2 separate regions of the Homo sapiens genome follow, and region 2 is linked to region 1. Evidence: read pairs that join two places in POLR2A ChIA-PET (ENCODE). Cell type or tissue: MCF 10A. All regions are shown on one strand.

Region 1 (4,000 bases):
ATGATCATATATATCATATATGATCATATATGATCATATATATGATATATATGAGATATATGAGATATATGAGATATGATATATATGAGATATATATGATATATATGAGATATACATGATACATATATGCATCATATATATGATACATATATGTATCATATATATGTATATATGATACATATATGATATATATGATACATATATGATTTATATATCATATATATGATATATATGATTTATATATGATATATATGATATATATGAGATATATGAGATATATATGATATATATGATATATATGATACATATGATATATATGATATATATGATACATATGATATATATGTTATATATGATATATATGATATATATGTTATATATGATATATATGATATGATATATATGTGATATATGATATGATATATATGTGATATATGATATGATATATATGTGATATATATATGATGTATATCACATATATATCATATATATATCATATATGTCACATATATATCATATATATCATATATATCATATATGTCATATATATCATATATATCATATATATATCATATATATCATATATATATCACATATATGATATATATCATATATATCACATATATCACATATATATGATATATATCATATATATCACATATCATATATATGATATATATATCATATATATGTGATATATATGATACATATATTTGAGACAGAGTCTCGCTCACTGTAACCTCCCCATCCTGGGTTCAAGAGATTCTCTTGCCTCAGCCTCCCGAGTAGCTGGGATTACAGCTGCCCACCATCATGCCTAGCTAATTTTTATATTTTTAGTAGAGATGGAGTTTCACCATGTTGGCCAGGCTGGTCTCGAACTCCTGACCTCAAGTGATCCGCCCACCTCAGCCTCCCAAAATGTTGAGATTACAGTCGTGAGCCACTGCACCTGGCCTAAAATCATATTTTCTGACCTGAAATAATACCCACCAGATATTGTTAAATGAAAAGAGATAAGTTCCAAATTTCATATATGGCATTATCACATTTTGTTTTTGGCTTCAAAATATGTACATATTTGTACATGTGGAGGAGAAAGGGAGGAGGTGCACATGCCTGGATGTGATGGGTGGCTATCTCTGAGTGGTAGGATTTGAATATTTTCTACTTTCTTCTTTATGCTTTTTAGTAATAGTTTCTTTTTTTTTTAAATAAACACACATTATTTCCATGCTTGTAAAAAAGCCATAGTTACTACAGATGATTTGGAAATCACCTATAAAGCACTGAACGTTTACTATATATCATGCCTTCTAAAAGTAGGTTTTATATATCTCCATCCACCCACAAAAACTGGTAAGGTTAGTGGTATTATTCCCATTTCATAAACAAGAAAATTGAGGGCCAGAGAGGATCAGTGCTTTGTCCAAGGACACACCGCTGCAATCCTAATTCCACTCGTCTGATATGAAAGCAGTGCTCTAACCTCTAAACCTTGGCTGCATCCAGAGGGTCTACAGGGGATGTCAGATGTAGCCCCTGCCCTCTAGATGGTGACCCTGTCTTTGCTCTCCTGGTCTCTTGCCCTCATTCTCTTCTCTGGTCACTCCTCTCTGCCCCCCGGAACCAGTTACATAATGGCTTCGGTGAAAATACACTTTCCCTCTCAGATCACAGGTGAAACTCGAAAGCTGCCCATTCAATATTTTCTCCTAATGAGCCTTCCTAGGCTTCTTGCCTTTTTAGAATGGAAACAAGCTCTTCGCTGCCATTCTCCTCATATTCATCAGCTCTGTTTGCTGGCAGGGCAGAAGAGTGAATGGGCATCGTATACATAAACATCATACGATCCACAGAGGGCTGGCCAGCCCGAGTTCTTAATCCTGGCTCCATCACTGACAATTTGCAACCCGGAGAAGTCACTCTCTCTGTGTTTTCTGTCTCTAAAGTAAATAAAGGATAACACACTTTAAAAATCAATTGGTGTTCTGAACAAAAAGGATGGGTGTGTGAAATGAGGACAACTCTAAGGGGCTGAAAATACATTTCCCCAAGTTTTGCAAATGCTGGAGATGGTGCAAGCCTTGTCCTACCTTACCCCTCATCCCCATCAGCTCTTGGTCTCCTTACCTCCAGGCACCTTCTCTCCCACTCCACCCTCCAATTCCTCCAGGCTGATCTTTCCAAAGCAAAAATCCAGGTGAGTCACTTCTGATAATGGCTCTCCACTCCCTTCTGGAGAAAGTCCAACTCCTCTGCTCTGGGTACAAAGAGCTCCATGTTCTTGCTTCATCCTTGTCTCTGACCTCACCTGCTGGGCACCCGTCTCTCCCCAAACCCTACAACGCACACGGTTCCCCAAGAGGGCCTCCAGCTTCATGCCTCAGGGCCTTTGCATATGCTTCCCTTTGTCTGGAATTCTCTTCCCTGGCTAACATCAGGTATTTCCCTGCAAGGTCCTGGAAACCCTTCCTAGGCAGCAGACCTGGAGCTCCTCCAGGCCACCTCCTCAGTCCTCCCTGATCTCCAATGCAGGGCAGGACCCTGGACAGAGATGAATGCTGGAATGGGAAGCACAGGTGCAAAACCAAAGGCTTCCTTCTGCATCTCCAGGATGGGCACCAATCGTCCAGTAGATGTGGCTTAGTGTAAATTTCAGTTCCCATCCTGGGATCAACTGAATCTGTGCTTCTTGCCACTCCAGCTTGGGCCAGGAAGTTTTTAGTATTCCATTTTTAAAACCACAACATTTTAGCACCAAAATGAATGCATTTTATTTATAGACATGGAAGCAGGTTGCCTCTTGCCCCCATCTCTCCTTCCAGAAGATGGTCTATCCAATGCATGTTTCCCAGATACGGAAAACTACAGGGCTCCTTTCACAGCAGAAACACCGTCCAGGGAAACCTGCCTGGCGGGCTTCTCCTACCCCATCCACATCTGAATGGATGCGGCAGGGAAGGGCCTGGGTGTCACAGAGGCAGTGCTTTGGAACTGGGCAACTGTTTCTGAACACCCACCCCAAACACGACCGGCCCCACAGTGTGTCCACCCTCCCAGTCACCTCGGCTTCCCCGCCCTCTCTGGCTGAATCAGGTGATGTCAAGAGGCAGCTCTAAAAGATGCTGCGGAATGGCCAGCCCAGAGCCATGGAAGAGGACAAGAGGCCAGGTCCCAGGCCAAACCGCTCTTACAGAAGGCAAGAATCGTGGAGGACAACAAACAGAACCTTCTTCGGAGATCCTAAAGGAGACAGAGGGGCGGTTCCTCTAACCTCCCTCAGGATTTGAAAGATCAACGCTTTTTGGGTTCCACTGGAGTTTAGAAATCAAGAGTCGGCTCCTTTTTCTCCTCTATGGATGGCAGGTGATTCTAGGGCAGGGTATGCATCTCTGGTGTCCATCCACACCTCCCACACTCATCGGACTTTACGGAGGTCCAGCGTTGGGCACTAGGAAAAGAAAGTGGTCAAGCTCCACCTCTGAGGGGTCACTGATGAGCCAATGATGCCTAGAGGGTGCCAGGTGCTATGACCTTCAAATCCTGCTTAAACATCACCTTCCAAGGAAGGTCTTCCCGACTTCCCTGTTTAATATTGCAGCCCCCACCCTGGCACGTCCTCTGCACGCCTCTGCTCTATTGCAACCTAACAGACTGCAAAATTTACCTATTCAATCAAACACCTCGCTCACCCCCCTTGAACGTAAGCACCCTGAGGGGAGGCATTTTTGTGTTACTCACTGACAAAATCCCAAGATATAGAACAGGGATTGGCACATAGTAGGTGCTCAGCAACTGCTTGATTCAAGCATTCATTCAGCAAATGCCTTCTTTCAGGAATAAAATCTGCAGACGCAGCATGCATTTTGTCAATGTTTGCTCATTGAGAGTGGGTTCTTTAGGCAAGTGAAGTAATTAATAGCCACTTGTTAGGTTCCCAAATAGTGCTGGGCACTGTGAGGATGTAAAATCTCTGATGTCCGGCTGGGCGCGGTGG
Region 2 (4,000 bases), 93 kb before region 1:
CATCATTACCAAGTATTACAGCAGGTACTGGTTTGCATCAGGGCTGCTGACGTTGTCTGTGGGCATTGTTAAGAAACCAATCTGGGAAACAAATCTGAACAAAGACCTCACAAAGCCACAGGAGTGAAAAAATAATGGCCCATGAACTTGAGTGGGGGCAGGTATAGAGGGAAAATACCCTAGTCTTTATTTGAAGGAAGATTGCCCGGAACTGTGAACTTTAGATCAAGACAAGAATCCAAGATCAAGGCAGATTCTACCTTATGATTAAGGGAAAGTCCTCCTCTCGCCAATAAGGGCAGGTAGTGACAGGCATCAGGGAGGCCATGGGGCCTGGGAGAGGGAAGAGGAGCAGAGAGAAGCACGCACTGCATGCTGGGCTTTTCACACATGAGAAAGCCTTAAAAATAACCCTCCAGTGGTTATTACTTCTCCCATTTTCTAGATAAGGATAATACAGCTCAGAAGCTAGATAATTTACTATCTCAGGGCTTCTAAGTGTTGGGGTGGGATTTAAGCCTGTCTTCCTCATCCATCTCTTTTTAAATTCCTTCCGTCCTTTATTCAACACATCTGTATCCAGCCCTTGCCCAGGTGCTGGGTACACTGCAGGGACCAAAGCAGGAATGTTCCTGCCCTCAGGGAGCTTTCAATCTGTGGGCATGATGACAGTGAACAAAGTAACAAACCATAATGTAATCACAGAGGGCAATAGTGCTCCAGGGGGAATAGGCGGGGTGTGGGGACAGGGCAAGAGTGTGCGGGGAAGGGACTCCTTAGGTTGGGTGGTCAGGACTGGCTCCCTGCAGAGACTGAAGATAAGATGGAGCCTGGTATTGGGGTGGGGACAGCAATGACGCTGGGAGGGAAGGAAGGGGTGTGCAGGTTATAGGAGCCGAGGGAGCGCCAGACGGTGGCTCTCCGAAGTGTATGTATGCCCTTTCACTCCAGCATGTGGCTTGGCAAGAGAAGCATTGGAGTCAGAGGAGGAAATACCACATTACACAGTGGGTAGGAAACTGACTGCCCTTAGAAGTCTAAGACGGTGTGGGCTGAAAATACCAACTGCTTCCCGCTAGGTGTAGGCACAGGCCTGCTGAGAGATTTCTATGGCATTATTAAGGGAAAGCGGGAGGGTGGGGGCTCTGTCCTCTTGTGGGTGAGGGCCTGGGCAGCAACTTGTCTTCCCACAGCACAAGCTCCGACCCTACCAAGTCAGAAAAGAGGCTGGGACAGGGCCACGTGGAGTCAGGGAGTGGGGAGAGGGCTGTCCCCCATGGCGACCCTGATGCTACTTCTCAGGGACGGGAAAGGAGAGGAAGGAGTGTGTTAACCAGGTCAAAGGCTGCTCCACAGTGAACACTGTGCTGTTTCACGTTACTTATTTCATGTGAGGAAACTGAGGCTCAGAGAGGCAAATTACCTTGCCCAAGTTCATGAATCCAGGAAGGGTATGCCGTGGAGTCTTCCTGGCTTCAAAACCCAGGTTCTCTCCTGTGACCCGGGCTGAGGGGCAGCAGATTACCTGGCCCCAGGAAGGAGTGGGGCCAAAGAAGCAGGACCTGGGGTGATTCTGGGGCCGGGGGAGGGAGGGAATGGCAGGGGTGGGATGGTGCGGGGACACAGGCACACAGGTGAAATGCTGATGTACTGAGATAGGCTTTGCTTGGGAGATCAGAAAGACCTGTGTTCAAATGCCAGCCTGTGCCAACTGCTGGAATTTAGCAGCCAGATGGAACACCTTGAATATCTGCGCGGCCCCTCCCCCAGCCTGCCACCCCCGAGAGGAGGCCCTCACAGCTCCTCTTGCCTCTGGCTGCCTGAGTAAGCAGTCCCCTAGAAGAGCCTGACTCATTCGCCTTGGCTCCCTGCCACCAGAGCTGCAGGGAGGACAGTAGCCCAGTGGCTGGTGGCTTCCAGCTTGCACTGACTGCCCAGCCTCCTCTGGGGAGCAGATGGGGACAATCCCCCCACGACTCTGCTCCTGGTACCCGCACAAGCCGGGGCCTCCCAGGTCAGCTCTCATTCCCTGGCACAGACCTGTCCCACCTTCTTGTATGTGGTTCTGTGTTTATGTGTCATTGTCCCTCACTAGGCCGTGAGCTCTTGCAGGGCAGGGATGCCTGAGTCATCTCCCGTCCCCAGTGCTCATGACAGGACTTGGCACCATGTAGGGGCTGCTCAGCAAATATTTGCCAAATTCCCTTCCAAATCAAACAGGAAATCCCCCTACCCTTGCCGGGGGGCAGTTGCTGGTGGAGCCGGGCCCGTGACCATGGCTTCTGCGGGCTGCTCACCCGGCTTCAGCCCTCCAGTGCCAGGCGCGCACAGGCATATGTCACATTTCAGCATTGTTTTCCTTCCGATGCTGCTTTCGATTGCTGGTTTTATTCCAGCCCATTCTCACTCTCTGTCTTGGAAAATCACAAGGCAACTCCACGCTGCTCCTGGAATTCTTGCCAATGTGATTCAAGAGGAATTGAGCACACTGCGCTGAGCTCCCCTCAACACAAAGACGCTGCTACTTTCAGTGTGGTGGCCTTCCTTCCACCAGCCTGGCCCCCCACCTTGCCCAGGTGAGGCGGGCGGGGCGGGGCAGCGTGTGCGCTTGGCTGTTTCACCCAGTTGTCACCCACAAAGTGCCCCAGTTGAAAGCACCCAGGGCTGGGAGGTGTGGGTTGTTAGATAAACGTGGAAGCAAGGTTGCCCCATAACAGCCCAGAGCCTTCCCTCATCCCAGTCCTCACTCACAACCTACTCTGCTAAAGTTTTTTAAATCATGGCTTCTTTACTAGCTATGTGACTTGGGATAAATGACTTACTCTCCTCTGTGCCTCAGTTTCCTCATGTGAAAAATGGAGACGATTGTTACAGGATTAAATGAGATACAGTGGCAGTACCCAGCACAGGGCTTGGTGTACTGTGGGCATTCAGTGACTTCTGGCTGTGATGCCAATGACCTGTGTCAGTGCCGGCACATGCTTTCTGAGTGCAGGCAGGTTCCTTGGTGCTAAGCCCTATTACCGTGAAATCAATCAACTCCGTGCTCGGACCCTCCCAGGCACACCGTTTGAGAGCAGGCTTGGATTCAGTCTCCTATCAGTCTCTAGAGGAGTCCGGAAGTGGAATGGGGAGCTGAGGCTGCCATGTACGTCGGAGGCAGTACCCGATGGGGTGTGACTCTCTGTAGCTCCTCCAAGCACCTGGGGAGCAACATTTACATGCAGCCTCCTGAGATCGCATGTTAGATGGAATCATATTTATTTCTTCCTTAGTCGGAGATTACACGGTGAAGTGGGAGAAGTGTGGACTTGCCCTCCCATCATGGCCATTTCTGGGCTGAGTGACATGGGACAAATCATCCAACTTCTCTCATGCTTATGGGAATGGGATGTCAGGAGGTTCAGTGTGGACTTGAACCGTGTGGGGCCTAGGGTGTGCCATTGAAAACAGAACCCTGCTCTGTTCCTAAGAGCATCGAGCATATTAAGCGATCCTGTCATCCCAAATCTGTTTTGTCGGAGGCCTCCTTGGTGAAGGGCCACAGCATCTGAGGTGGAAGGCAGAGTAGTTTTTGTAATTGGCTCCATTGCATGTCAACAAATGAAAGGGTAACCGAGACTGACAGTCCCCTAGCTGTGGGGGGACCTTGTCCAGAACCTGTCACAGGACGAAAGCTCTAGGATTGGAGGCAAGGTGGCCTCATGGGCCTGGGAAGCAGGCTGCCTGGATTTGAACAATGTCTCCATCCTCACTCCCATGGAACCTTGGCCAAGCCTCTTAACACTTTTCTGAGCCTCAGTTTCTTCACCTGGAAAATGGGGCTAGCAATATTCTCTTGAAGGCAGCTTTGTGGCTGGTGTGTTGATAACAGGTTCTGCTTCCTATGGACTCATTGCTATTCTTTTTTTTTTTTTTTTTTTTTTTTTTTTTTTCAGACGGAGTCTCCCTCTGTCACCCGGGCTGGAGTGCAGTGGCATGATCTCAGCTCACTGCAAGC

The links. ChIA-PET counts read pairs that join two places held together with the same protein. Peaks named below come from ENCODE experiments on the same cell type or tissue, not always from the same donor. Only the 100,000 strongest peaks of a DNase experiment are listed, where the experiment ranks them.
Region 2: POLR2A ChIA-PET joins it to region 1 with 9 read pairs; 3 of 35 experiments call an interaction of 5 or more read pairs at or near these places.

What each region holds. Positions count from the first base shown.
Region 1 is chr22:36,751,068-36,755,067 of GRCh38, forward strand. All of the region lies in intron 2 of CACNG2-DT (CACNG2 divergent transcript), which reads left to right. Among named protein-coding and RNA genes, the nearest start is that of IFT27, 23 kb to the right of the region's middle. In MCF 10A, no CTCF peak of the experiment used is centred here; a DNase peak (open chromatin) is centred at 2,254.
Region 2 is chr22:36,658,063-36,662,062 of GRCh38, forward strand. All of the region lies in intron 1 of CACNG2 (calcium voltage-gated channel auxiliary subunit gamma 2), which reads right to left. Among named protein-coding and RNA genes, the nearest start is that of CACNG2, 44 kb to the right of the region's middle. In MCF 10A, no CTCF peak of the experiment used is centred here; DNase peaks (open chromatin) are centred at 999, 1,839 and 2,319.